Linked DNA regions of Homo sapiens: region 1 is linked to region 2. A link is a loop called in an ENCODE intact Hi-C map of the cell type or tissue named here. Cell type or tissue: chondrocyte. All regions are shown on one strand. Links, peaks and the distances in the headings refer to the core of each region. The heading gives the core; the rest is flanking DNA. Region 1 holds the start of LINC00937 (long intergenic non-protein coding RNA 937). Region 2 overlaps FOXJ2 (forkhead box J2).

Region 1 (15,026 bases), core at 2,304-10,303, 340 kb before region 2:
GCACGGGCAGCCCTCCTCGCCGTGGGCTGCATCAGAGCCCCCCCTGCCCAGTCTTGGGGTTGCTCCCGGATGCTGTCTGGGAGGCTTGGTCATGGTGACATCCTCATCTCCCCGTGCACGTTACCGCATTCGGAGCTTGGGTCACCTGGACACTGAACTCAGGCGAATTTTCTCTGAGATCCCGGGAGAAGGAGGACAGTTCTTTGGAAGGTTTTGCAGGGCCGATCACGGAAAGGATGAGAAGGGAGAGGTCCTGGTCGGGGACACAATTACAGTGGCAGTGTAACACCAGGAAACTTTATTGCGTGAAGTCCTTCTCACTCCCTCTACCTCCTTCTTTTACGTGGACTCTGCCAAAGACCAGGATACCAGAATGCAGTGGAGTGACCAAGTGTAGTGGGATCTTGGGAACGCGAGTCTGGAGCCAGGCGGCTGGGGTTTGCATCCTGGTTCTGCCCCTCCTTAGCTGGCTGACATGGCACAAGCCACTTACCCTCTCTGAGCCTTACTGTCTTCAGTGGCAAATGGATCTGTCAACGGGCCCCATTGCCTGGGGTTGTTACTGCTGAGATTAAGGGATGCTCGTCCATAGAAGCACTTAGCGTTGTGCCTGGCACATAGTGTATGGTGGATAAATGGGACTTAGGACTAAAACTCATGCCTTGGTGTGTTTTTGCAGTGATGTTTTGTTCTGGGGTGCATCACAAGAGACAAGGTTCCTGGCCGGGCATGGTGGCTCAAGCCAATAATCCCAGCACTTTGAGAGGCCGAAGGGGGACGATCGCTTGAGCCCAGGAGTTTAAGACCAGCCTGGGCAACATGGCGAAGCCTCATATCTACCAAAAAAAAAAAAAAAAAAAAAAAAAAAAAAAAAAAAAAAAAAGCCAGGTATGGTGGTGTGTGCCTGTAGTCCCAAGTACTTGGGAGGCTGAGGTGGGAGGATTACTAGAGCCTGGAAGGTCGGGCTGCAGTGAGCTGTGATCATGCCACTGCACTCCAGCCTGGGTGACAAAGTGAGACTCTGTTTCAAGGAAAAGAGAGAGAGACAGACAGACCCACAAGAGTCTTAAGCCAGAATCTTCATGTTAAAATGCCTTCTGGAGGCTAAAAGGATGATATGTTGATAATGAAATATTTAAAAGGCAGAAACCCCACTGAATTGTTTGGTCCACAGAGGGAAATGGGAATCGCATGACCTGAAGGATGATGGAGGAACTGAACAGAAACCATCCTTGTTTCCTGAATCTGAACATGGCACCCTCTTTTCACGGTGTCTGTATCTGCTCAGTCCGGCGGCCCCTCGAAAAGAGGGAATCTTGATTTTCAAACTTAAAATTTGGCCCAAAGCCCACTGCTGCCCACAATGCCCGTCAGACACATTCCTCTTCCTTTTTAGTTTCTATGGGAATACTCTCTTTGAAGAACCCATGAAGCAGTGTCAGGCTGGTACGAGGATCAGCAGTGATTTCTTTGAGGAGGAGATCCGTTTCTTCACTCACAGGTCATGTCTGAGTGGATCAAGAAGAACAGAGGGCCCTTTTATGAGATTTTGTCTGCGTAGACCATTAGCTTGGTAAAAATGTCAAAACCATCCTCATTCTTTAATAGCAGATTATTTTGGACTTTTCTCTGCCAGAAGCAGCATGGGCATTCAGATGCGTTTAAGGATAAAATGATCTTTCTCATCACCAGGCCTGGTGCTCTGGATGGCTGAGGTTTTAATGTGACTGGATGTCCCTTGGAGTGGCTCCCAGGCTGTGATCTTGTGGTCGGGTGGCAAGGGGTTGCTTTATTCCGTGATGGCTAGAGGATGTCTTAGCAGATAAATCGGGACCCCAGGAGCCCCTGAGTGCCAAGTCCTGCTGCAGGGCATGTGTTTATGGAGGGGATGTGGGGGCGTGGAGGGTGGGGGGTATTGATTTCCTGCCAATATCAGAAGTTTCACAGGCTTCTTGTGTATCCACAAACACCCACCCCATTGAGAAGGCCTAGAAAACCTGGCCCTCCCCAAGCCTTTATTGACCACTTGTGAATGATCCCAGGGTGTGTCTGACCCACAGCTCCTCCTGGAGGGAGAGAAAAGTGTCTCCTAGGTACTTGGTTATCAACCTCAACCACTTGCTGAGCCTTCCCCAAGACCACCAGGCATCTTGGCAGAGATTTCTGGGTTGTCAGGCAGAACCGAGCATTCGAGGGTAATAACTCACTGGAGTCCCTGAAATCCCTGATGGACGCACCAGGTAAAAGCATCCAGGGTTGAAACCAGATCAGGAAGGTTGTTGTCAGCCTGGGGCTCCTGTAGAGGCGCATCCACGTTGCAGGGATTTTCCTTCTTGCTGAGGAGAAACCTGGTTTCTCAGCTTTGCCACAGTCACAACACTTGGGGTGAGACCATTCATGGTGGTGGTGGGGGGCCGTCCTGTGTATTGTAGGATGGTTAGCAGAATCTCTGGTCTCCATCCTCTAGGTGCCATTCTACCCTCCCAGCTATGGCTACCCCAGATGTCTCCAGTTGGTTTCAAATGCCGTGGGGCAAGGGAGTGGTACGTGAGCAAAACCAACCCAGTTGAGAGCCATTGGTCTACACTTGTGGGAATGTTTGAGGGTGAGAGTGTCGAGCTTGGGTCCCTGCTGTACCCTTTATGAGCAATGAGGTCTTGGAAAATTAATACTACTCCAGGGGCCTCAGTTTTCTCATCTATAAAATGGAGATAAATGAGATACACTTTCATAGGAAGGTTATATGGGATTTACTGAGATAATAAGACAGTACATGGAAAATACTGGGCATAGCATTTATTTATTTTTATTTTTTTTTAAGACAGAGTCTTACTCTGTTGCCCAAGCTGGAGTGCAGTGGCATGTTCTCCGCTCACTGCAACCTCCACCTCCTGGGCTCAAGTGATTCTCCTGCCTCAGGCTCCTGAGTAACTGGGACTACAGGCGTGCGCCATCATGCCCATCTAATTTTTGAATTTTTAGTAGAGACGGGTCTTCACCATGTTGGCCAGGATACTCCGATCTCTTGACCTCGTGATCTGCCCGCCTCGGCCTTCCCAAGTGCTGGGATTACAGGCGTGAGCCACCGTGCCTGGCCAAACATAAACTTACTTTCTTACATCTTCTGCTGAACTCTATTTGCTTCTTTTCCCAAATGTCTTTATCCAGAAGAGCTTTTAGCAACAAAGTTACCCAATGCCCTTCCCTAGTCTCTCCTTGCAACTGGCTCTCAGCAGGGGATGGGAGGAAATCCTTGACAGAACCAATTTACATGACTGTTTGGAGGACTCTCGCTAGCCCCAGGACGTGTTTGCATTTTTATATTGGTTACTAGTGTCAGAATGTTTCACGAGTAAGAGCACAGCCTCTATGCTGGATGCCCTGAATTTGAATCTCAGCATTGCCGCTTTGTATATAACCAGAGGATGGATTTGGGGACCCAATGGATCTACCATGACATGAACTTGCACCAACATTCACCTGACCTCCAAAATGCCTATTCTGACTGGTAGGCCCTAGTCTCACCCTAGTGCCAGTTCAGAGCCTGTGTCCAGTGATCCTGCACAAGTCTCTAGTTCCTTTTCTCCTGTTCAGTCATCCTGGTGAAAGGCTGGGTATTCCTTTGGGGGCAGGCTGGGAGAAAGATTGACAGTATAAATGTTTGGCAGTGGAGCAGAGTCCTTTCTAGAGGGGACCTGGCTTCCCATTCAGACAAGGGACTCCGGGTCTGTGAACTGGCTTATGTCTGGAAATTGACTGGGGACTGTGACTCTGTTTTTAGGATTCAGATTAGACTTCTGCTCACCTGACCTAGAACCCTTCTGCAAACACAGATCCAGTAAAAATGTGGCAGGCTTCTTATCTATTTCACTTCTAGGAATGCCACGATCAGCTGGCACCATAGGTCTCTGCGAGTCAGGCTATTCTGGTTGCAGCTTTGACTCTGCTGTCTTTTATGGTAACTGCATCCACCTTGCCTTTGGGGACTGAGTGCTCTGATCACTTGGTCCCAGCCCCTGTAGTGTGCCTATGTCAGTTATCCTCTTTATATCTCAGTCTCTTCCTCTTTAAAATGGGCATCGTAATAGCACCCACCCTCAGGGCTGCTGTGGGGTATAGATGGATTAGCATATGGAAAGTAATAGAAGAGGGTCTCAAAGTCCATGTGTCGTTATCAGAATTATTTCATGATAGGGAGAGCTGGAGGAGGGAGGAAGGTGCTGAGCAGACCCATGTGCTCTGCCACCAGTGTTTCCTGAGCACCTACTCTGTGCTGCCCACTGTGAGAGCTGTTAGGGTTGAAATAGGGAGCACAGCAGGGTAGGGGCTGCCATCAGGAGCTTAGTGGGGAGACCATTGTGCAACATGGTTCCAGCACTTGGGGTGGGGAAGCTCAGGGAGTACAGGGGCCTAGGATCCTGGGCAGAATCATGGAAAGGACACAGCCTCCCCAGCCTCTCCTGCCTCCTCTGCCTCCCTGGCCTCCTCTGTTTCTGTGGCCTCTCCTGCCTTCCTGGCTTCCCCTTCTACCCCGGCCTCCCCAGTCTCCCCTGTCTCTCCTGCTTTTGAGGTGGGCCAGGAGCTGCTGGTGCTCACTTAGCCTGTCCTGGACTCTGGGTGTAGCACCTCCATGTCCAGAAAATACCCCCGAGTTCAGCTCATCACACAGCCAAGGAAGGAGCTCCACACTGACACTAAGGGTGCATCCTGGGCTCATTCATCAGGGCATGCCTCCAAAATATTTCTCCACGTCTCCTCCCTTTGCCCACCTGCATTGTCTCTGTGCCTCAGCCCCGGCTGGGGGCCTGCAAGGATTCCCTATCTCCTCTGCCCCTGCACGGCTGGGTCCAAGGCCATCTGTCCACCCACCACACCTCTCTCACCTTGCACACCACGCTCCAGCCCCACCGTCCTCTTTCTGCTTCTTTCCCAGCCTCTGGGCTTTTGCACACGCTGTTCCCTCTGCCTGAACACCCTCCACTGGGCTGAGAACAACCTCTGAGACTTCTCTCAGCTGTTGCTTCCTTTGGAACAGCCGCTGCTGCTGTCCCTCTCCCAGCTCCAAGACCTGCTGAGCCTCCTGTCTTTTTTAGTTCCCATGCACCCAGCACTTCTCCTTGGCCTCCTTTGGCCCAATTGACAATGTCCATTCTCAATGCCTTCTCACCCAGCGCTGAGCCCCACTGGGTGAAGGCAATGCCTGTCATGTTCACCACAATATCCCCTCCCCCATCACCACGCCTGGTCCACAGTGATGCTCAGAAAAGATCTGTTGGTAGGCAATGGGAAGGTGCATTCATGTCATCCTGCAGGCGGAATTCTCCACGAGTTTTGAGCAGCCTCGGTTTTCCTACCACCTCCAAATCATGGAAGACACAGGGTAAGAGCAAAGACAAGGTGGCTGTGGCCGATGTCCACCCTCTCGGGGCGTCCCTTCTCTTCTCTCCTCCTTGGGCAGGGAGTCCATCGGGGTGCAACCTGGCTGGGGTGGGGAGGAGGTGCAGGGCCTGGTCAGAGCGGGCATGGCCACAGGCAGGAGACAGCGACTGCTTGGTCCGGGGCAGGTGAGCGCAGCGCAGGCCAGGGCCCTACCTGTCCACGGTGCGCGCGAGCGGCCAGCAGAGGGCGCCAGAGGACCACGAGCGGCCCGCGGAGGAGTCCGCGCCGGCCCCGATGCCCAGCTCCGCGCCGCGCGGACCCACCGAGCCCGCGCTCAGACGCCCCAGCTCCGCCGAGAGGCCGCTCGCTCCGGGTCCTTCCTCTTCCCCAGGTGCAGGCAGAGCCCCCGGGGCCATGGCCAGCCCTTCCGGCAGCTCCGAAGCCCCTGGCAAGCCCCGAGGCAGGGATGGCCGGCCCAGGAGGGAGGAGGACGACGTCCCTCCCGAAGAGAAGAGGCTGCGGCTCTTGCTGGAGGGGGGAAGCGCACAGCCCCAGGACTGCGAGGACGGGCAGGACGCGCCGCGGTCGGCCAGGAAGGAGACCGGCACCCAGACAGGTGGCGACGGCAGAGGAGTAAGTGACGCGGGCGCGGGGGTCCCGGGGTGCCGGGGGCGCAGGGTAGGGGCGGCGGGAGGCCCCGTGGCCTGCCCTGGGTTGAAGTTGGTAATTGAGCGGCAACTCCGGCGGGCGCGGAGTGACAGCTCGTGTCGGCCTCCGAGACGCCAGCTGCCCCTTCTCGGCTGTGTGGCTTCGACTTCCTGATTCTCCCACGACGTCCCTGGCCGGGAGACGCGCTGGACTCTGCAGCTAGCCAAAAGGGGAGGGGGAGCCCCGCGTCCTGGGGGCCCCTAGCAGGGGAAGGGCCGGGGGTTGCGCTGAGCCGCCTGTCTGGGGCATCTGTCTGGGACTCTGCCGGTGCCTCTCACCTGGCGAGGGGCCTGTGGTGGGGGTAGGGGGGAAGTCCCTGGCGCCAGGCTTGGCCAAGCCCTGCTCTGCTGGGCTGCGGGCTGGCGGCGCTCACCCAGCTCCTCACCTGTCCCGCATCTTCCTGTTTTTCTTCCCTTTCTGGTTGGGCAGCGAGAGTTGAGAGGAGGCAGATGGCTTCCATCCCAGAAATCGCTCTCCTCTTTCCATCCCTACAGAGAGGGACAGAGAGGCAAAGTTCCTTGCATCCCCCGGGGCACTGTCCCTGTGAGCTCCCGGTGTCCTGCACATGTGAGCCCCTGAGTCAGCGGGCCTGTGAGTGTGGGATGGGGCTCCGTGGCCAGCCTGGCCTCCTGGGGTTCACTTTCTGCTTTCCTACGCCAACTCTTCCTGTGTGGTTTTGCTGGCCTTCCACTGAGGAGGCACATAGGTTTGGAGGACAGATGAGGGCCCACTGGAGAGCTGTACCCCTCAGTGAGGTCCGCCACCTTGATGGTTTTTGATGGATAATGGGGTTGACCTCTTGGTTCCTTCCACATGTTTTTATGTTTGACCATTTGCTCAGCTGAGCTTGTCTTAATAATTGGATTCGTGGTTAATGAGCCCCACATGGGCGAGAGGGCGGCCTTCATTCTGAACCCATTTAGGCAGCACGGGCAGCCCTCCTCGCCGTGGGCTGCATCAGAGCCCCCCCTGCCCAGTCTTGGGGTTGCTCATGGTGACATCCTCATCTCCCCGTGCACGTTACCGCATTCAGAGCTTGGGTCACCTGGACACTGAACTCAGGCGAATTTTCTCTGAGATCCCGGGAGAAGGAGGACAGTTCTTTGGAAGGTTTTCCAGGGCCGATCACGGAAAGGATGAGAAGGGAGAGGTCCTGGTCGGGGACACAATTACAATGGCAGTGTAACGCCGGGAAACTTCATTGCATGAAGTCCTTCTCACTCCCTCTACCTACCTCTTTTACGTGGACTCTGCCAAAGACCAGGATACCACAATGCAGTGGAGTGACCAAGTGTAGTGGGACCTTGGGAACCCGAGTCTGGAGCCAGGCGGCTGGGGTTTGCATCCTGGTTCTGCCCCTCCTTAGCTGGCTGACATGGCACAAGCCACTTACCCTCTCTGAGCCTTACTGTCTTCAGTGGCAAATGGATTTGCCAACAGGCCCCATTGCCTGGGGTTGTTACTGCTGAGATTAAGGGATGCTCGTCCATAGAAGCACTTAGCGTTGTGCCTGGCACATAGTGTATGGTGGATAAATGGGACTTAGGACTAAAACTCATGCCTTGGTGTGTTTTTGCAGTGATGTTTTGTTCTGGGGTGCATCACAAGAGACAAGGTTCCTGGCCGGGCATGGTGGCTCAAGCCAATAATTCCAACACTTTGAGAGGCCGAAAGGGGAGGATCGCTTGAGCCCAGGAGTTTAAGACCAGCTGGGCAACATGGCGAAGCCTCATATCTACCAAAAAAAAAAAAAAAAAAAAAAAAAAAAAAAAAAAAAGCCAGGTATGGTGGTGTGTGCCTGTAGTCCCAAGTACTTGGGAGGCTGAGGTGGGAGGATTACTAGAGCCTGGAAGGTCGGGCTGCAGTGAGCTGTGATCATGCCACTGCACTCCAGCCTGGGTGACAAAGTGAGACTCTGTTTCAAGGAAAAGAGAGAGAGACAGACAGACCCACAAGAGTCTTAAGCCAGAATCTTCATGTTAAAATGCCTTCTGGAGGCTAAAAGGATGATATGTTGATAATGAAATATTTAAAAGGCAGAAACCCCACTGAATTGTTTGGTCCACAGAGGGAAATGGGAATCGCATGACCTGAAGGATGATGGAGGAACTGAACAGAAACCATCCTTGTTTCCTGAATCTGAACATGGCACCCTCTTTTCACGGTGTCTGTATCTGCTCAGTCCGGCGGCCCCTCGAAAAGAGGGAATCTTGATTTTCAAACTTAAAATTTGGCCCAAAGCCCACTGCTGCCCACAATGCCCGTCAGACACATTCCTCTTCCTTTTTAGTTTCTATGGGAATACTCTCTTTGAAGAACCCATGAAGCAGTGTCAGGCTGGTACGAGGATCAGCAGTGATTTCTTTGAGGAGGAGATCCGTTTCTTCACTCACAGGTCATGTCTGAGTGGATCAAGAAGAACAGAGGGCCCTTTTATGAGATTTTGTCTGCGTAGACCATTAGCTTGGTAAAAATGTCAAAACCATCCTCATTCTTTAATAGCAGATTATTTTGGACTTTTCTCTGCAAGAAGCAGCATGGGCATTCAGATGCGTTTAAGGATAAAATGTTCTTTCTCATCACCAGGCCTGGTGCTCTGGATGGCTGAGGTTTTAATGTGACTTGGTGTTCCTTGGAGTGGCTCCCAGGCTGTGATCTTGTGGTCGGGTGGCAAGGGGTTGCTTTATTCGGTGATGGCTAGAGGATGTTTTAGCAGGTAAATCGGGATCTCAGGAGCCCCTGAGTGCCAAGTCCTGCTGCAGGGCATGTGTTTATGGTGGGGATGTGGGGGCGTGGAGGGTGGGGGGTATTGATTTCCTGCCAATATCAGAAGTTTCACAGGCTTCTTGTGTATCCACAAACACCCACCCCATTGAGAAGGCCTAGAAAACCTGGCCCTCCCCAAGCCTTTATTGACCACTTGTGAATGATCCCAGGGTGTGTCTGACCCACAGCTCCTCCTGGAGGGAGAGAAAAGTGTCTCCTAGGTACTTGGTTATCAACCTCAACCACTTGCTGAGCCTTCCCCAAGACCAGGCATCTTGGCAGAGATTTCTGGGTTGTCAGGCAGAACCGAGCATTCGAGGGTAATAACTCACTGGAGTCCCTGAAATCCCTGATGGACACACCAGGTAAAAGCATCCAGGGTTGAAACCAGATCAGGAAGGTTGTTGTCAGCCTGGGGCTCCTGTAGAGGTGCATCCACGTTGCAGGGATTTTCCTTCTTGCTGAGGAGAAACCTGGTTTCTCAGCTTTGCCACAGTCACAACACTTGGGGTGAGACCATTCATGGTGGTGGTGGGGGCATCCTGTGTATTGTAGGATGGCTAGCACCATCCCTGGTCTCCATCCTCTAGGTGCCATTCTATCCTCCCAGCTGTGGCTACCCCAGATGTCTCCAGATGGTCTCAAATGCTGTGGGGCAAGGGAGTGGTACGTGAGCAAAACCACCCCAGTTGAGAGCCATTGGTCTACACTTGTGGAAATGTTTGAGGGTGAGAGTGTCAAGCTTGGGTCCCTGCTGTACCCTTTATGAGCAATGCAGTCTTGGAAAATTAATACTACTCCAGGGGCCTCAGTTTTCTCATCTATAAAATGGAGATAAATGAGATACACTTTCATAGGAAGGTTATATGGGATTTACTGAGATAATAAGACAGTACATGGAAAATGCTGGGCATAGCACTTATTTATTTTTATGTCTTTTAAAGATGGAGTCTTACTCTGTTGCCCAAGCTGGAGTGCAGTGGCATGATCTCTGCTCACTGCAACCTCCACCTCCTGGGCTCAAGTGATTCTCGTGTCTCAGCCTCCCGAGTAGGTGGGATTACAGGTGCCCACCACTACACCTGGCTAATTTTTGTATTTTTAGTAGCGATGGGGTTTCACCATGTTGGCCAGGCTGGTCTCAAACTCCTGACCTAAGGTGATCCGCCTGCCTCGGCCTCCCAAGGCGCTGAGATCACAGGTGTGAGCCACCACGCTGGGCTGGGCATAGCATTGTAACACAGGGAAAGCACAAAATACTTGGGCAATATCTTTTTACATTTGGCTTGTCTAGACTCCATCCTCCATCCCCTCATGCACTGGTGTGGTGCAGACCAGAATATCACCCACCTAGACTGCAGAGTGGATTTGGGTGGCATGTTGGCTTTCTGTACAAGACTTGCCTGTTCCCCACCACATCCCCCTGGTTCTCAGGGTCCAGGATTCCAGGAAGCAGGGATGTGGGCAGGCAGGGTAGGTGGCCCACCCAGTTCACTCCCATGCTGGGGACCTGCAGAGCTGGCTGTCTGAGACAGGGTGTTTGGACCAACATCTGGGTTTCTGGATTTCCATTTGAGCACAGCTGGACTACACAGGCTGAAGCTCTCTCTGCCGAGATATAGATATTTCCCTGGTGACGATCTTTCAAGCTGACATGAAGACATGGCCACCCACTGGAACGTCGTGTGTCTGCCGTGGCGCTCTTGTAATTTGTGAGGCAGGCTCCTGAGGAATGCAGTGCGTAAGTGGGAAATGGTGGGAAGTTCTCGCATCCCCCCCCGGGCCGAAAGTGCTGCCTGCACAGGTTGGTGGATGGTCCTTTGAGCAGGAAGAAGACATGAAGCACATTCCTGTTAGCTACGACAGAGAGGGGCAGGGCACACACTGGACATTTCAAGCCCCTCCAGAAAAGCAAGTCTTACTGTGCTGGGAGTACTTGTGGAGTGCGGGCTGTGTTGCCCTGGGCTTTAATTATTTCAGGAACATTTAACCACAGGGTTGGCAGGCCGGATCTTGATACGTGTTTCTTAGTTGGAAAGACTTTGGACCATAGGGAAATGTCTTCTCAATTCTTTTAATTTCATTAAGGTTATCATTTTTCTTCTTGTGGCCTCTGGAATGTGACACAGAACTCAAGAGACAGGAAGGAAATGAGTTGAAGGCTGGGACAGGGGTCCCTGCCAGGGATGCTGGTGACTCACATGACGGTGTTGATGTGTGGAGTCCGGTGCCTGGTTTGGGGAGTGTTCATGGGATATGTTCCAAAGGACTGACGGACCTATCAGGTACTGGAGGTGAATGGTCAAGTCTGATCTCAGGGCTGACAGTGTCAGGCAAGGACAGGAAGTTGACGTTGGACTCATTGGCTGAGGTTGCTTGGGACCCAGGGAGCAACGTGTGCCAGGACAGATGGGTCTGGGGCTAGGAAGGCAGGTTTGGGCTGGAGACTTGGGCTTGGGACGCATCCCAGGTAGACAGTGGTTGAGGCTGTGGAAATGACCATGATTGCCTGGGATGAGAGTGGAGACGGACAAGATGGCGGTTTTGCTCTAAGCCTGGGGAACCCACCTCCCAGGTTCAAAGGATTCTCCTCCCTCAGCCTCCCAAGTAGCTGGGAATGCAGGTGCGCGCCACCATGCCCGACTAACTTTTGTATTTTTAGTGGAGATGAGGTTTGGCCAGGCTGCTTTCAAACTCCTGACCTCAAGTGATCGGCCCACCTTGGCCTCCCAAAGTGCTGGGATTACAGGCATGAGCTACCATGCCTGACCATTTTTCAATATTAATTTTTATGAAATATTTTCAAACACATTTTACTGTACATTGGAAAAGTCAATCATGATTTGAAAACTTTATCAAAATCCAATCAAATGTCAATTAACCATTTAATTGTGGATGAGTAAGGAGACTATTTTGACCAAAACATGTTAGAACAATTACCACTTATAGAAATAATCTATGTTTTAATGTTTTAGTTGAATTAAACAATCTTTTATATTCTGTCCAGGCACAGTGGCTCACACCTGTAATCCCAGCACTTTGGCAGGTCGAGGCTGGTGGATCACCTAAGGTCAGGAGTTCGAGACCAGCCTGGCCAACATGGCGGAACTGTCTCTACTGAAAATACAGAAATTAGCCAGGTGTGATGGCACACACCTGTAATCACAGCTGCTTGGGAGGCTGAGGCAGGAGAATCATTTGAACCTGGGAGACAGAGGTTGCAGTCAGCCGAGATCGCACCAATGCACTTCAGCCAGCCTGGGTGACAGAGTGAGACCCTGTTTCAAAAATAAATAAATAAATAAAATAGAATTCTGAATTTTATTTTTAATAATTATTTTCTAAAAAGAATGTCTTGTTTTCTGGAGCTGTTGAATTTATTGAATTGACAAAAATTATGTACAAGAGGGTACAACATGATGAGATTGAAGTATGTATACATTACAAAATGGCTAGATCAAGCTAAATAACATATCACCTCCCAGACTTATTTTTTTATGGTGAGAACACTTAAAAAATCTACTCTCTTAGTGATTTCCAAGTGTATGATATGTTGTTATTAACTATAGGTACCATGTTGTCCCATGGATATCCTGAACTTATTCTTCTTCTCTAAAAATGACATTCTGTGTCCTTTGGCATCTGCCCACTTCCCCACCCTGGCAACCATCATTCTACTCTGCTTCTGTGAACTCAACTTTTTTCTTTTCTTTTTCATTCTTTTTTTTTTTGAGACAATCTCATTCTATTGCCCAGGCTGTAGTGCAGGGGTGTGATCTTGGCTCACTGCAGCCTTGAATTCCCAAGCTCAATCAATCCTCCCACCTCGGCCTCCTGAGTATCTGGGAGTACAGGCATGCACCACCATGCTCCACTAATTTTTGCATTTTTTTGTAGAGATGGGGTCTTGCTATGTTATGCAGGCTGGTCTCGAACTCCTGGGCTCAAGCAATCTGCCGGCCTCAGCCTCTCAAAGTGCTGGGATTACAGGCATGAGCCACCATGCCTGGCCGAGTTCAACTTTTTTAGATTTCACATATAAGTGAGATCATGTGGTATTTGTCGTTTTGTGCCTGGCTTATTTCACTTAACATAATATCCTCCAGGCTCATCCATGTTTTCTCAAATGGCAGGATTTACTTCTTTTTGAAGGCTGAATAGTATTCCATTGTGTACGTACACTACATTGTTGCTGGAAGTGTAATGGAGGCCAGTTGGGGGAGGAGGGGGAAAAGATTCACTCTAAGTATAGATGCTCCAGCACCCACCCAGGTTGTGTGCAAGGAAGTGCAGGATGCTCCTGGTCTTGCAAACTGTGGTTTGTGGGACTCCAAAGCCCCTATCCTTCCACAGTGCTTTCTGTCTTGTTATCACATTTCCTTGGAGGAGAGCCCAGCCTTGGTGGAGAGCCCTGCTCTGGCTTTGTCCCTCGGCATGAGATGGCAGAGGATGGTGCTGCTGGGAGACCCTCACGTCTGCACACTGGGGGCTGCTTGCCTTCTCCATTCCTCCTTCAAGTATCTGAGCAGCTCCTGTGTGCCAGCTGCTGGTCTACAAGATGGATGGGTCCTTGGAGATCACGCTGTAGCAGAGGAGGCAGGCTGTAGCCCACACGCCACAACCAGCCCCCTGCCTGTTCACACAAATAAAGTTTTATTGGCACACAGTCACACCCATTTCAGTGCATATTGTCTGTGGCTGCTTTCCTGCTACAATGGAGAGTTGAATAGTTGGGACAGAGACCTATGGCCTGCAAAGCTGAACTATTTACCATCTGGCTCTCAAGAAAAGGGGAAAATATGCTTATCTTTGTACCCCGACAGTCTTAGATTAAGAGGACTTTGTACCACCCTGACGTCCCAGGTGGCCATGAGTCCAGCCACCGCTGAAATGTACGCAAGTCTGGGCTAGGGTTGCAGCAGGTGAGGCCCAATTTTGCAGGTCTTTGGCATCAGGGGCACAACCCAGGATTTTGAGTGGGGTTTCCTCACCACTGTGGCTGGGCACTGGGCTAGTGTGCTTTCTGATTTTTGTATGGGGAAGAGAAAGGAGGGAGGAAATGGCCACTTGTTGCCCTGTTCTAACGTTTTCCTAAGATGGGTCTCCAGGCAAGGGCTTGGGATCTCCCCTTGCACAGCTTACAAAACCCAGTGAGGCCGGCTGTCTTGGCGCTGCCACTCTGAGGGATGGAGCCCCCAAATTCCTAGGAAGGGAGATAAAAGAATGGTTTCTGCAAGCACAAGAAGTGGCGTTATTGAAATTAGCATTTCCCCCAAGTTTTATAATGTCTAGGCATGCATATTTAAGTGTCTGTCTCAAAAGCTCTTGCTAATAACAAGATGGTGCATTTAATTTCCTTTTTTTGTTCTCTGAGCAACATGCAGCTTCCTGCACAGCCCTCCTTGCAGGCAACTGCACTGAGGTGACAGTCCTCCTGACTGCCAGCACAGATCCCCAGGGCCTCTGACAGCCCTGTATTCTGGGGGCAGCCTTTCCCCCTTCTATTTGGCCCCAGCTGGAAGGGGGCAGGTCACCCACAGCCCAGCACAGGGCTCCTGCCTTAGCTTCTCTAGGGAGTCTGGCTCCCTCTGACCCTCTAGACCTCACCAGCTGAGGATCAGAGCCCCGGGGCAGGAGCCAGGGCCAGGGGGCATTGGGGGGTGGTTTGAGAGTGCAGCTCTGGAGGGGGGCAGGGCGGGCCCAGGAAAAGCTGCTCAGGGGAGACTGCAAAGAGATGGCAGAGTTAGGACAAGAGGGCCAGGCATGGTGGCTCACACCTGTAATCCCAGCACTTTGAGAGGCCGAGGTGGGCAGATCACCTGAGGCCAGGAGTTTGAGACTAGCCTGGCCAACATGGTGAAAACCTGTCTCTACTAAAAATACAATAATTAGCCGGACATGGTGAAACCTATAATACCAGCTACTCGGGAAGCTGAGCCACGAGAATTGCTTGAACCCCGAAGGTGGAGGTTGCAGTGAGCTGAGATTGTGCCACTGTACTCCAGCCTGGGCAACAGAGCAAGATTCCATCTCAAAAAAAAAAAAGTCAGGACAAGAGGAGGAGGGAAGAGAAGGGAGCTGTGGGGCAGCAGCCAGGACCTTAAAGGCACAGAAGAGGAAGCTTGGATTTCCAATTCCAAAGGACATGAAGTCACACAACTTTATTTAACCTG
Region 2 (15,026 bases), core at 2,553-10,552:
AATGATAAAATAACATACAGAAGATAATATCATATGGCTGGGCGTGGTGGCTCATGCCTATAATCCCAGCACTTTGAGAGGCCGAGATGGGTGGATCACTTGAGGTCAGGAGTTCTAGACCAGACTGGCCAACATGGTGAAACCCTGTCTCTACTAAAAAATAAAAATTAGCCAGGCACAGTGGCGGGCGCCTGTGATCCCAGCTGCTCGGGAGGCTGAGGCTCGAGAATCACTTGAACCTGGGAGGCGGAGGTTGCAGTGAGCCAGGATCACACCATTGCCTACTGCACTCCAGCCTGGGCAACAGAAAAAGACTCTGACTCAAACAAACAAACAGAAGATAATATCACATGAAATAGCAGTATAGAAATCTGTATTTATATTATATGGACAAAGAATAGAGAGAGTCAGATGTCACCCCCAAAATTGAAAACACGTGTGGTTAGGCAGAATAACAGTGATTTTTCTATGTGTCTAAATGTGAAGGACCTGTTCATTTTGTTCTGTCTGTGGCAATTTAGTGTCTCCCTGCCCCACCCCCACTATCAGAGATACTTCAGTCCCAGACCCCTGATTCTAGAGATCAGGTGACAGGAAAGCAGACATGGGCACACAGCAAGTATGTGTGGATAACAAATTCATTTTATTTGCCTGAGCACATCTTCCATCTAGATTCCAAAGCCACACAAAAATGTTGCACATAGCTATCTTTTGCTTATATGTATGCTTTCACTTCCTTTTACTATTGCAGTTGCTAATTTTAAAGTACATCTAGCCGGGGCCAGTGGATCACGCCTGTAATCCCAGCACTTTGGGAGGCAGAGGCAGGTGGATCACTTGTGGTCAGGAGTTCAAGACAAGCCTAGCCAACATGGCAAAACCCCGTCTCTACTAAAAATACAAAAATTAGCCAGGCATGGTGGTGTGGGTCTGTAGTCCCAGCTAGTTGAGAGGCTCAAGCAGGAGAATCATTTCAACCCAGGAGGTGGAGGTTGTAGTGAGCTGAGATCGCACCACTGTACTCCAGCCTGGGCAACAGAGCGAGACTCTGTTGAAAAGAAAAGAAAAGGGGAAGGGAAAGGGAAGGGAAGGGAAGGGGAAGGGGAAGGGAAGGGAAAGGGAATGGAAGGGAAGGGGAAAGGAAGGGCAAGGGAAGGGGAAGGGGAAGGAAAGGGAAGGGAAGGGAAAGGGAAGGGGAAGGAAAGGGAAGGGAAGGGGAAGGGAAGGGAGGGGAAGGGAAGAGGAAAGGAAGGGGAAGGGAAGGGGAAGGGGAAGGGAAGGGGAAGGAAAGGGAAGGGAAGGGGAAGGGAAGGGGAAGGGAAGGGGAAGGGAAGGGGAAGGGAAGGGAAGGGGAAGGGAAAGGAAGGGAGGGGAAGGGAGGGGAGGGGACACTGTCTTCGTTAGTCTCCCCGACACACACCTTCTTAGCAGGTAACCCATCCTCCAGCCTTGGGAATTATAAAGGCTCATTCCCTCCAGCGAGATGCAGGCAAAAATGCACAGAATGCCAGCTCAGAGTCAAAGGAAAGCAAAGCAACTCATCAGAGTACAACGGTTTTGAAACAAGCTTCTTAGCTCTTACCTGGGCGATTGTATCCTGCTGAGTCCTGGGTGGGGATTGGGTACATTGGTGATGGGCCAGGGTAGAGGTGGGGAGCTTGTGGGTGCCCATAAGAGTTCACTGCCAAAGCAAGACAAGAGTTACTTGAGTTGGGGGGGGCGGGTCACTGTACTCAACAAAGCAGGGAAGAAAAAAATATACCCTTGCTCCCATCCTCCTTCTCTCTTCCCTGCCCTGTTCTGTAGCTCCTGCAGGCATGAAGGCTTTCTGCAGAAGCTGTCAGTCCTCACCACTGAGGGTAAAAAGAAATGGATAGTACAATTGTGAAATAGGAAAGATATAAGGAAGAAAAATATAGAAACACAGGGCCAGGTATGGTGGCTCATGCCTGTAATCCCAACACTTTGGGCAGCCGAGGTGGGTAGATCCCTTGAGTCCAAGAGTTTGAAGATAGCCTGGGCGACACGGTGAAACCCCAGCTATACACAAAATACAAAAAAAAAATTAGCTGGGCATGGTGGTACACACCTGTAGTCCCAGCTACTCAGGAGGCTAAAGTGGGAGGATCACCTGAGCTCCAGGGGTCAAGGTTGCAGTGAGCCGTGATCACACCACTGCACTCCAGAGCCTGGGCGACAGAGCGAGACCCCATCTCAAAAACAAAAAGCAAGAAACAGGAACATAATCATGACATCTCTCTCATTTCACTAGTTTGAACATCACATAAGCATAGAACCACCATTTCATCCGGTATCACCCAGGCGGTAGGGATTACTGAGACGCAAATTTAAAATACAGCCTTTCTCTAACAAATCTCCTCCCTTTTCTTAAACAATTCTGATCTCCCAAACTGAGGTCTAAAAAGGAATCATACAGTCTATTTCTTTTGCATTTTTCAGTTTAGGACTTCACTGATTCAACAGATATTCAGTCAACTGATAAACTAGTTCCACTGCTCAATTTGGGTCACTGCCCCATAAAATCCTTTCTCTCAGTTCTCTTTTGCCTTTCTCCTATGCTTCCTTTTCAACATAGTCTCCACCTCCATGGCAACTGGCTTGGTGCAGTACCTTGGCTCATGGCTGACTCCTGTTTGCCACTGGTGAGGGCACAGGAGTCAGCAATACGGGCAGGGGCTGGTGGGCGGTGGGTACCCCCTTGAGGGGGCACGTGACCAGTCTGAGTAAGGAAGTGGTTGAGGGAGTCACACAGATTGGCAATGTGATGCTGGTCGAGGGTCCAGTTCTTCTGCTCTGCCTGTCGTAGACTCTCCATCAGTTCTACAAAGAGGGAAGCAAGCAATGCAAACCTTGCAGAGGTAGGAAGCCCCTATCAGACCCCGCCCTATCTCACTGTTCCAAACACACCATCAATCACCCCCACTGATAACGGGCACTAACAATAACAATTTATATCTTTCAGAGCTCTGCATTTTCAAACTCTCATTCTATTTGATCCCTTACCAAATTCTTATAATTGCCATCTTACTGATGAGTAAGATAAACTTTCAATGTGACTGAGTGACTCAGCCAAGGTCACACTGTCAGTGAGTGGTGACAAAACTACAAAATCGTGGTCCACGGTCTCTAAATTCCTGAGGGCCTTCTCCCTCCCAAAGACAGAATGGACTAGGATTATTCACTGCCACATTTTCAGTTAAGACAAGATTAATTTGAGTTAATTTGAAAATAATGTAAATATGATCCATCTTGTGTAAAAAGAAAGAAAAACAATGAAATCCTCATTTCTGCAACTTCATTTAACCACCCCCTTCCGGTTCCAGTTTCTACTGGGTTTTCCCTTACAGTGTATCCCTCTCTTCCTTCGTCCTTTGATCACTAACCTGAGAATTGTGACTGCTCAATGCTGGACCAATTGAGCCGATTCACCATCTTGAAGCTTTCCTTTAAAGAGTCAATATTAGAGCACCAGTCAGAAGGAAAGGCTGTAAAGAGGAGGGGAAAGTGGATAATAAGATAGAGTGAAGTGTAAGACAGCAGTCAACTGATACCAGGCTGACTACATGCAAGATTCTTGCATCTATACAGATTAGCAGTTGCATTTCCAAGTTTTGGACTCTCCCTCCCTGGGAGTTTAGGACTGGAAAAGCTAGCTACGCTTTAAGTACAGCCAGGCTCATAGTCAGGAGAATATGTAAAACAATCTCAATTGATCCAGGAATTCTATAAGACAGAGCTCTAAGTAGTAACTTTGTTCAGATTAGCTCACATGAAGGAGCGAAGCCTAAAAGACCCATCATTAACTTCCTAACTAACTGCACCTCCATGCCGGTGTTAGGACAAGGACATCACCCCACCCTCCTCTAGATCACTGTGCACCCTCCTTACTCACCAAAGCCAGTGTTGTTGATGGGAGCCTGGCCTTGTGCCTGTGGCTGTGGAGGTGGTGGCTGCTGGGCAGGGTGGGAGTGGGGATGGTGCTGATGAGGGTGGTAGCCTCCATGCTGCAGCGGGGGTGGATGCATGGCCATTACAGGGGGAGGCCCATAGCCTTCCGCCCCAGCTTGCTTTCCCCCTGGTGGGGTACAACCATCTGTGCTTGGGGTGTGCAGTGGAGGAGCACCCCCTACAGCTGAGGGGCCCTGGGCAGGTGCCTGCTGCTGCTGTGGCTGGGACTGCTGGGGAGGTGGCTGTGGCGGCTGCTGCTGCTGCTGCTGCTGTTGAGGTGGCGGTGGCTGCTGCTGCTGATACATGTAGTAGTTGTTCGAGGGTGGGATGTCCCCCAGGAGAGAAGAAAAGCCTGCAGGTGGGGAGGAAGCAGGCAAGTGACTTAAGCAATGCATTTTTCACAAAATGGGATTTTCCCTGGGTTGAGATGGGAAGCCTCAGACTAAAACTGTGGAGTTAAAAGGGTAAGAACATTCTAGGGCAGCAAAGATCCCTGTGGCCCTCCTGGCAGGTACAAGAGACAGGAAGGCACTTAGGTTAGAGGAGGGCCCTGACAGTGTGGAGACCACTGAAATCTTACTAAAAAGGTCAGTGTGTAGCATTTAATGCTACTTTTTAGGGATTTGGCTGAAGGCCTGAAATCACAGTTTCCCAGCAGGTGAACTTTAAAAAGGAAACCATCCCTGGTCATCTAGTGTTTAGGGAAAAAAAAAAAAGTAAATCAGAAACAAAACAAAGCCATCAGTTGTCTACTATCTCCTCTTCCTTCCGTTTTTTGTTTTTTGAGACAGAGTTTCGCTCTTGTTGCCCAGGCTGGAGTGCAATGGTGCGATCTCGGCTCACCGCAACCTCCGCCTCCCAGGTTCAAGCAATTCTCCTGCCTCAGCCTCCCGAGTAGCTGAGACTACAGGTGTGTACCACCACGCCTGGCTAATTTTGTATTTTTAGTAGAGACGGGGTTTCTCCATGTTGAGGCTGGTCTCGAGCTCCTGACTTCAGGTGATCCGCCCACTTTGGCCTTCCAAAGTGCTGGGATTACAGGCATGAGACACCACGACCGGCCCCTTATTTTCTCTACACTCTGCTACTGCCAAGTCATTCCTGTACCCTCTATAAACAAATGTAGCTTGGGTAAGGAGCAGAGACAGGATGGAGTTATTTCTCAAGCAGACAGGCTGGGAAGAACAAAAGTCTGAGACTAGGGGCTTTCGGTCACAATAAAACTTGAGTGAACTCTAGGCTGTCCTCACCCAATCTAATTTTTTACTTTATTTCTGACAGTTTCTCATGTTCCCTCCTCCAATCAACCAACCACCTGAGTCGGATTCATTTTTTGAGCAAATGCTACAGTCTTGGACACTACTCTAGGAATTGATCCCCTGTGATATACAAGAAGAAATTCATGAAAATGAATATAAGTTTTCCAAAAAGTGACTCCTAACCAGTTTTTATCATTCCATTCAGCCCCTGCTGCCAACATAGGGCTACTGCACAGAATGAGAAGGTCTAATGCCTCACCTGAAATCAACTTCACCACTGTCTCTAAGTTATTTAAAAAACGAACACACAGATATTGCAGAGGGCCGAACCAGATGTTCTCTCAAGGGGCCTCCCAGTAAAAACTTTAAGTCATTCTCATATGATAATTAGGAAAATGTGCACGGACAAGATACTAGCTGATATTAAGGATGTATTATCAATTATGTTAGGAATGATAATGTCATGGTAGATAACTAGAAGAAAGTCATCATTTAGAGGTGTATATCGAAGTTGTATTTATGAGTGGAATGACATGGTATATGTGAATTCCATTAAATTACTCCAATTTTTAGAAGGCTCAGTGGTAAACAAAACAAGCCTAATAAAATACTGATAACTTAAAGTTGGGGGATGGAACACAGGGGTTTATTATATTTTTCTCCACACTTTTGCATCTGTTTGCAATTTTTCACAATAAAAGTAACATAAATGTAAATACACTAAAAAGAAACTGTTCTCACAATGAAACGCAGGGATTCTTCAGGAGAGGGTACTGCTGCTGCCCCCTCGTGGTCGTCCTCCAAATGACTCACTTGCAGCCCTAAAATCACTGCCCTTAGTCCTGGAAGGGGCAATCCTCCAATTCACTTTCTGAAGCTATTAGCCTAGCTTGCCTCCTGAAACAGCTGTATTTGCACAAGGACAGATGAGCTCACTTGACTCCAAACAGTTTTAGTTCATGAAATATTTCCTCTGAGTAGTGATACCTCTCTTTGTGTTAAAAATAAGAAATATGGGTCAGGCACAGTGGCTCACGCCTGTAATCCCAGCACTTTGGGAGGCTGAGGTAAGTGGATCACCTGAGGTCAGGAGTTCAAGACCAGCCTGGCCAACGTGGTGAAACTCCGTCTCTACTAAGAAATATAAAAATTAGCCAGGCGTGGTGGCGGGAGCCTGTAATCCCAGCTAATTGGGAGGCTGAGACAGAAGAATTGCTTGAACCTGGGAGGCGAAGGTTGCAGTGAGCCGAGATCGCGACACTGCTCTCTAGCCTGAGCAACAAAGAGCGAAACTGTGCCTCAAAAAAATAAAGAAAGAAATATGGCCGGGCACGGTGGCTCACGCCTGTAATCCCAGCACTTTGGAAGGCCAAGGTGGGTGGATCACTTGAGGCCAGGAGTTCGAGACCAGCCCAGCCAACGTGGTGAAACCCTGTCTCTACTAAAAATACAAAACTTAAGCCAGGCACAGTGACTCATGCCTGTAATTCCAACACTTTGGGTGGCCAAGGCAGGCAGATCACCTGAGGTCAGGAGTTCGAGACCAGCCTGGCCAACATGGTGAAACCCTGTCTCTACTAAAAGTACAAAAATTAGCTGGGTGTGGCATGCGCCTGTAGTCTGAGCTACTCGGGAGGCTGAGGAAGGAGAATTGCTTGAACCCGGGAGGCGGAGGTTGCAGTGAGCCGAGATTGCGCCACTGCACTCCAGCCTGGGCGACAAGAGCGAGACTCCATCTCAAAAAAAAAAAAAAAAATACAAAAATTAGCCAAGCGTGGTAGCACGTGCCTGTACTCCCAGATACTCGAGAAGTTGAGATGACAGAATTGCTTGAACCCGTGAGGCGGAGGTTGCAGTGAGCTCAGATCGTGCCACTGCACTCCAGCTTGGACGAAAGAGTGAGACCCTGTCTCACAAAAAATAAAAATAAAAAACTAAGGGAAAAAAGAAAATGTCACCCCACTTGTTCAACAAGATAAAAAAGTCTCCCTGCACCCATCCCAACTCCAGACTCACCGTGCTGAGAGGAGGAAGAGGACTTCTCCAGCATGGACTTATAGAGGTTGCGGAAGGACCAGCTTAGATCCTGAAAGTTGATCTCTGAGTAGGAGAATTTAAAGTCATGGTTGGTGTTATAGAGGGGAGGGGGACCCTCAGCACTTTCTCGGCCTGAAGCCCCTGCTGCCACTGCTCCACCATCCACAGATCCTGTGCCCTGCAAAAACAGGTAAGAAATTCCTGATCAGTGTCCCAGCTGAGGGACCAATAAAACCCTTCAATGGTCACCAGGCTCTCCTGTCTGTCCTCTTCATCCTCGCCTAGCTCTTCAATGACCCAGCATCATTTTCTCCTTCTTTCCTCATTAGTTCTTATCTTGAATCTACCCTCTTTCTCTCATCAGTCTCCATTTCTTCTTTTTTGTTTGTTTGTTTGTTTCTGAGGCAGGGTCTCGCTCTGTCGCCCAGGCTCCACCTCCCCGGTTCAAGTGATTCTCATGCCTCAGCCTCCCAAGTAGCAGGAACTATAGGCACATGCCACCACGCCCAGCTAATTTTGTATTTTTGTAGAGATGGGGTTTTGGCATGTTGGATAGGCGGGTCTCAAGCTCGTGGACTCACGTGATCCGCCTGCCTCGACCTCCCAAAGTGCTGACATTACAGGCATGAGCCACTGTGCCCAGCTTTTTTTTCCTGATGTTTCTCAAAGTTCTGCTATGCCTTTCTATTTCTCTCTCTCTCTATTTCCCTCTTTTGCCTTCCCCTTCCTTCTCAATTTATCTGCCTCATATATCACAGATACTCAATACATAATTCTGAATAAACAGGGAGACATCTGAATCTATTCACCACCCATCCCATGACCCCTGCCATATCTGCTTCCTACCTGGCTGTAGCTGGCTATAGATGTGGGGCTCTGAAGTGACATCTGCGGATTCCCCTCAGGAGGCAGTGAGGCTTCTCCACTCCCTGCAACGCCTCCCCGTGGGCTCTTGCTTGCCTCCTGTTCTGGTGAGTCTTGGGACAGCTGAGGGTTGTGAAAAAAAAGAAATCTATAAGCAGAGGCGCAATATCCTCCCAAGACCCATGGTTTCCCCTCTGCTGGTATTCCTTCCACCTTTGCCTCTGAAAGGACTGAACGTCCATAAGAGGAGGTGGAAGGAGCAGCTGGCTCAGATATGGCATCTCCTCATGAGCTGGGAACTTACATCATCATCTGGAGGGTGTCTTCTCTTTCGGGAAATGTCAGGGCAGGTGTCAATTGTCCAATAGGAACCCTGGAAGGAGATCCCATTCCCACAGAAAACAAAATTGTTACATTCAGAACCTCCCAGGGTTCTGGGTATTAATGAAGAGCAAATTTGTCCTAGAAACTCACTGAGTATGCCAGAGGTAATCCTGTGGTCCAAACACAGGCCTCGATTGTTTTGGAGGGGCAGAACAATGGCATCTAGCTCAAAGAGCTGGAAATGTCCAGACACAGCCTCTCCCTTCCCTTCTGACCTGAGGCAAAACTTGCTTGGACTTTAGCATCCACATCTGTCAAATGGAGAGAATGATCCATCCCTTCTCTTTTACGGGGGAAACACCAGGGACTTTTGTATAGAGATGTTTGTACAAAGGTTATTAAGTCTACCTTTTACATCTAGGAAAAAAGAGTGCCACACAAAAAAGGGGGAGCATGAAAGTCAACTTTACACTAAGTATTTCTATTTTTTTAAAAAAAAGATTTCACAGTCTTTTTTTTTTTTTTTTTTTTTGAGATGGAGTTTCACTCTTGTTGCCCAGGCTGGAGTGCAATGGCACAATCTCAGCTCACTGCAACCTCTGCCTCCCAGGTTCAAGCAATTCTCCTGCCTCAGCCTCCTGAGTAGCTGGGATTACAGGCATGTACCACCACGCCTGGCTAATTTTTTGTATTTTTAGTACAGATGGGGTTTCACCATGTTGACTAGGCTGATCTTGAACTCCTGACCTCAGTTGATCCGCCCGCCTCGGCCACCTAAAGTGTTGGGATTACAGGCATAAGCCACCACGCCTGGCCTCACAGTCTTTCTCAGTCACCCATTCTACTGGGGGCCCATAAGCTTGACAACCAAGCTTCCTCTGAGAAAAAAATAAAGATGCTTCTCTAATTAGCATGATTTCCTCTTCTGGGTAATTAAAACAGCCACAGGACTCTGGACTGTCAACTACTTCACTCTCCTTCCTACTCCTCCTTTCAATGCTTACAGTAGTATCTTACCTTCCCAGGGTCATCCCGAGGTCTGGGCACCTTCCGGAAACACTTGTTGAGAGAAAGGTTGTGCCGTATTGAATTCTGGAGAGGCAGAGAAGCAAGTTAGGCCTGAGCATTATGCAGAGCAGAACATTTTCCAATAGAACACAGAGGGACACACAAAAAAACATAATACACCATGCAGTTGAAGTATCAGGGTAAGCTCAGTACCTCTTAACTACACCGATGGAGGGAATTATGCATCAAATAGCAATAGCAATGAGATAAGAAAAATGCAGAGATTAAACTGATGGGAGGGAATGGCTATAAATTTGATTACTAATGCTTCTGAAAAAACTGATTATATAGTTTTTCAATCTTTCCAGCCGAGTAACAAGTATATAAATGCCTCACAATCACATCTGCCCAGTTCCTCAATCTACCCTACTGATAGCAAAAGAACAATGTTTTAAAACTTTTTATATAAATTGAGTGAAACAAAAACACAGATCACCTTCATTTTCTCAATAGCCCATAGAATGTTCACATTTGGAGGAAAGAAATATTGTATAAGTGTGTTGGGGTCAGGCGTGGTGGCTCACGCCTATAATTCCAACACTTTGGGAGGCTGAGGTGGGCTGATCACCTGAGGTCAGGAGTTCGAGACCAGCCTAGCCGACATGGTGAAACCCCGTCTCTACTAAAAATACAAAAATTAGCCAGGCGTGGTAGCACATGTCTGCAATCCTAGCTACTCAGGAGGCTGAGACAGGAGAATCGCTTGAACCCAGGAGGCAGTGGTGGCAGTGAGCCCAGATCATGCCACTGCACTCCAGCCTAGTGAACAAGAGCGAAACTCCGTCTCAAAAAAAAAAAAAAATGTGTGTGTTGGGTGGGATTGGGGATTATGGTAGCTAGCAGGGACATATTTACAAAGGGAAAGCTCAATGGGCCAGGCACAATGGCTCATGCCTGTAATTCCAGCATCTTGGGAGGCCGAGATGGGAAGATCACTTGAGTCTAGAAGCCTGAGGCCAGCTTGGGCAACACAGTGAGACCTCATTTCTACAAAATAAAAAAAAGTTCCTGTGCATGGTGGTGTATGCCTGTAGTCCCAGCTACTCAGGAGGCTTAGGTGGAAGGATTGCTTGAGCCCAGGTTCAAGCTGCAGTAAGCTGTGATTGTACCACTACAATCCAGCCTGGGTGACAGAGCAAGACCCTGTCTTAAAATTAAAAAAAAAAAAAAGAGAGGCTGGGTACGGTGGCTCACACCTGTAATCCCTGCACTTTGGGAGGCTGAGGCAGGAGGTGGATCATTTGAGGTCAGGAGTTCAAGACCAGCCCAGCCAACATGGTGAAACCCCGTCTCTATTAAAAATACAAAAAAAATTAGCTGGTTGCAGTGGCAGGCGCCTGTAATCCCAGCTACTCGGGAGGCTGAGGCAGGAGGATTGCTTGAACCCAGGAGGCGGAGGTTATGGTGAGCTGATATCACGCCACTAAACTCCAGTCTGGGGACAGTGAGACCCTGTCCCCCACCCCCACAAAAAAAAAAAGAAAAGAAAAGAAAGCTGAGTGCTTTCAATAGTCTCCAACTCACTACATGGTTTGTATGTCAACTGGGGATTTATAGAGTGAGAGAACTACATATAAAGTTCCTATTCCTACTCAACAATTGACAAATGAGCTACTGCTCCAAAAAATTGAGCCTATCAGCCTTCTTGCTTTGCTTAGGAGAGGAGCCCCTTCTTTCTTCATCTCCAGCCAAACAACTTAACTTCTCATTACTTGCTTGGTAGCCAGCTGTTTGTAAAGAACCTAATTATATTATGATTTTTCTTGGAATGCAGCTTTTCAAAAGATGATGACTGTGCAATGGAGCTATGGAAATCTGATGCTCTAGATTAGACTCCTACCTCTAGGTAGGAAGGAGTGATGCCATGCCTTGCACAGTGACTGGAACATCGTAGAATGGCAATAAACATTTGTGAAATGAGTGAATATCCTCTTTGAGGGATCAGAAGACAAGAGGATGTGGGCCGGGTGCAGTGGCTCATGCCTGTAATCTCAGCACTTTGGGAGGCTGAGGCGGGTGGATAATGAGATCTGGAGTTCGAGACCAGCCTGGCCAACATAGCGAAACCCTATCTCTACTAAAAATACAAAAAATCAGCCGGGCACGGTGGCGGGCACCTGTAATCCCAACTACTCAGGAAGCTGAGGCAGGAAAATCGCTTGAACCTGGGAGGTGGAAGTTGCAGTGAGCCGAGATCATGCCATTGCACCCCAGCCCAGGCGACAGTACGAGACTCTGTCTCAAAAAAAAAAAAGAAGATAAGAGGGTGTGATGAGCAACAGCGTCCTGCCATCCCCATCACTATACTTAATGGCTTGGAGTTTCCCTAATATACCTTATAAAAGTTGTTCAACTCTGAAAAAAAAGTAGAGGGCAGAACATATGAGATTTTAAGTTTTCACATCTCTGAGACAAACCAGAGTAAACTGAACAGGTTACAAGAAGAAACAAAACCTTTTTCTCTAAAAAGGCTGTTGAAGCCTAAACCTAAGCCAAGATTATAGAAGCATTCCCACCTTCCAACCAATGCCAGCATTCTTGTAATAGGGGAAGTTATCACAGATCCAGCGGTAAATCTCGCTGAGGGTCATCTTCTTGGCTGGAGAGGAGTTGATGGCATAGGTGATGAGAGTGGCATAGCTGTATCGTGGCTTGCCGTCCTGGTGCACTGCTGCCTCGTCTTTGCTCAGGGTGGCATTAGGATCTGTGGGTGACCCTGGTGAACACTTGCGGCTGCTCCCGGGAGGCCCAGCCTGGGAGGCACTTCCAAGCTTCTCAATGGTAGCTCGGAGGGTCAGCTGGGGGAGCCAGTCTATGGAGGTGAGGCTACTCTCTAGGTCAGAAGCCATGGTACTTCTGGGTTCTGCAGAGAAGACAAAGAGGAGACGAAAATACTGGGGGCAAGTAATACTCAAATCCTTTTGTTTGAGGGAAGTAGAGTTTCTTCCTACTCTCATTCCCATAAGACACCCATGGCATGGCCTTCCACCAGGTGTTCCCAGAATCCCCAAGCAGATCTATCTACCAGATGATGGACTGCTAGTTACCCTACATCTTATTGTGGAGCAGGGCCAAGGGGCCTCTCCATGTAAGACTAAAAGAGACCAAACTTCACACCAAATGGAGCTATTTCCTCAATTCACCTTACTCATAGCCCTACAACATAGTATTTTTAAACTATGTAGGAATGGGTTTGAAAAAAGAAAAACCCCACTTAGATAGCAGGTAAAATTAAAAGTCCATTCTGCAATCATGTGACACCTGTTATATTTTCATACAACATGCACAGATAGACGGCACGAACGTACATATAAAGCAAAAGTCTACCTAAATACAAACATACACGGATGAAGCACACACCAACACGTCTAAAGATGTTTCCTACTAGATGCATTACGAGCACTTGCCCTTTTTATCCCACACACATGTGCACCTGAGGCATATTAGATATATCCCAGGCATAAAGTATACATGACAACCAGCAGACAGACTCATAAACAGTGAAGCACATACACAGAGATCACGATTACATATACAGCATACATTACCACCAGAGGACAAAGTCACACACAGAAGCAACACATCCTGAAGTACACAGCTGCCCTCACACTTTTTAAGCTACCCCTTGCACGCTCCCGCCCACAGACACCAACACCAGGAAGAAGTCATCCACAAGGACCTCCCACCTCTCAGCCTGCTGGGCTTCACCGAGCCAGGGAGACACCCAGCTGTGTGCCTACCGGTAACAATCAGATAGCCTGGCTAAAAATAGCCACTCTGGAGCTCGGAGCTGGCTCCCCTTCTCCGCCCTCCTCCTCCCTCCTTCCTTCCCAGCCAGGCAGGCACGCTCGCTGCACCTCCATGCAAACTCCTGGAGCTGCCAGACCGCCTACGCCTGATGCTTGCACGCCCTGCTGCCACCCACACTGCCTGGGCACTCTTGCCAGCAGAGAGGTATAGCTAGTGACATCTTGCGAGGGAAGGTGAAGAACGATGGGTGATATCTGTATTGCAGGGTCTAGAAAGGCTGGCAGGAACCCCTAGGTAGCCATTTGGCACTCCCCTAGAGCTGATGCCAGCAACCCCCTAAGCACTTGCTGCCTAGCAGGTTTGTGCCTGCACAGCCGCCAGATGCCAGCTAACATTGTCTTCCTCAGTCCCACCAGGGCACTTCTCCTGAGGAGCCAGGACTAGATTGCCTCAAAGTTCAGAATCCTGAACAGAAACGTATGATGTAAGTGATCTCTAAATCCACAGCCAGATATATGCACAAGCGTATCCATAAAATACAACAGATCCACACACTTTGCAGGCCAAAGCTCAACAGCAGATAGGACCATGTCCCCCTCTCTCCTGACTCCAACACATCCTTCAGGGTCTCAGCTCCCTCTTCTATCCTAGGTAGTGATTCTTCTGCCCTTGACCCTTAAGCCTTTCTCCTAGGGGTCAGCATTCTGACTTACTCCCCTCTCCCCAAGGTCCCACCCACGCAGATGGCAATCTGCATGTGTGCACAAGTACCCAGCTCCTAACCAGCAACACACTCACTCCACAAGGCTGAAGGAAACACCTTAGTGCCTCAGGGGCGGGGGCAGCAAGAGACGCAACTCTAACCCAAGAATTGTTTGACAGGAGAAAAGGGGCGGAGCGAGGGGGGCTGGCATGTTTATAAATAGCGTCATGAAGGGTTTCCCCTTTATCCTTAGCTTCTCTCCCACTATCCTCTTCATCCCACTGCCACCTTGCCCTAACCATGGAAACTTGGAAACTAATAGGAACACTTAATCATTCCAGGAACCTCACACCTTCCAATACTACTAAGTCAAAACACCCCAGTCCCTGGGCTATAGCAGATCACATATATACTTGTATACTTGTAGCAGGATCACAGTCCTGTAGCTGGGTCATCTGAGCTGAAGAGTGGCATGCCAATGAGCAGGTTTCCAATGACCAGGGTCCTCCTGGGTCCTCCCCAGATGGGGAGGTCCCTAAAGTACTTCTGCCCTATTCCCTATTTATCTCCTTCTAAAGATCCCTAGGAAATTTCATCTTAAGAGCACGGAGGCCTTCAGTTGATGTTCATTTGAAACAACTTTCCCAGCATTGGACAGGGGCATGAGAGTGGATTTAAAGTGTTTAGAGGGCTTACAGAAGAACCCATTTGGCACATGCCAATCACAGTGAGTTCCTGAAAGGGAAGCACTCTCAGCCTTTTGCAAGTTGTTCTACGCCCTTCCCTACCCTTACCCTAGCACCAGGTTAGGACACTGAGGTTAAATTTAACCTTTCTCCAGCCCCCTTCCAGTCAGCCCTCCAGATACAGCCCCCAGCACTCAAAATATATTCAAATCTCACCAGCTACAAGCAGCTTGTAGCATCTGATTCTTTTGATCTTTCCGCACCGTTCTCCTTTGACCCATCCCACTTCCTCACCCTCTTCACTTCCCCATTTGTGAAGGGCAGCCCAGCATGTAGAGCCTCAGAGACTGAGGTTCCTTGGTTCTA

The links. Peaks named below come from ENCODE experiments on the same cell type or tissue, not always from the same donor. Only the 100,000 strongest peaks of a DNase experiment are listed, where the experiment ranks them.
Region 1: a loop joins it to region 2, with 8 times the contacts of the local background. A loop is called at or near these places in 4 of 110 quality-filtered maps.

What each region holds. Positions count from the first base shown.
Region 1 is chr12:8,381,256-8,396,281 of GRCh38, reverse strand. LINC00937 (long intergenic non-protein coding RNA 937) reads left to right here and starts at 5,530. Exons shown (of 2, transcript NR_024420.1): 1 at 5,530-6,012. RefSeq lists silencers at 5,540-5,589, 5,435-5,729, 5,690-5,739. In chondrocyte, for the core only: a CTCF peak has its summit at 5,608 (motif pointing right); DNase peaks (open chromatin) are centred at 5,617, 5,911 and 6,238.
Region 2 is chr12:8,037,177-8,052,202 of GRCh38, reverse strand. FOXJ2 (forkhead box J2) reads right to left here. Exons shown (of 11, transcript NM_018416.3): 2 at 12,038-12,384; 3 at 9,471-9,545; 4 at 8,434-8,502; 5 at 8,112-8,252; 6 at 7,245-7,443; 7 at 3,914-4,321; 8 at 3,405-3,506; 9 at 2,632-2,841; 10 at 1,583-1,681. The coding sequence starts at 12,370. Among named protein-coding and RNA genes, the nearest start is that of FOXJ2, 12 kb to the right of the region's middle. RefSeq lists enhancers at 13,154-13,283, 14,792-14,891. In chondrocyte, for the core only: CTCF peaks have their summits at 5,814 and 6,017 (motif pointing left); a DNase peak (open chromatin) is centred at 4,023.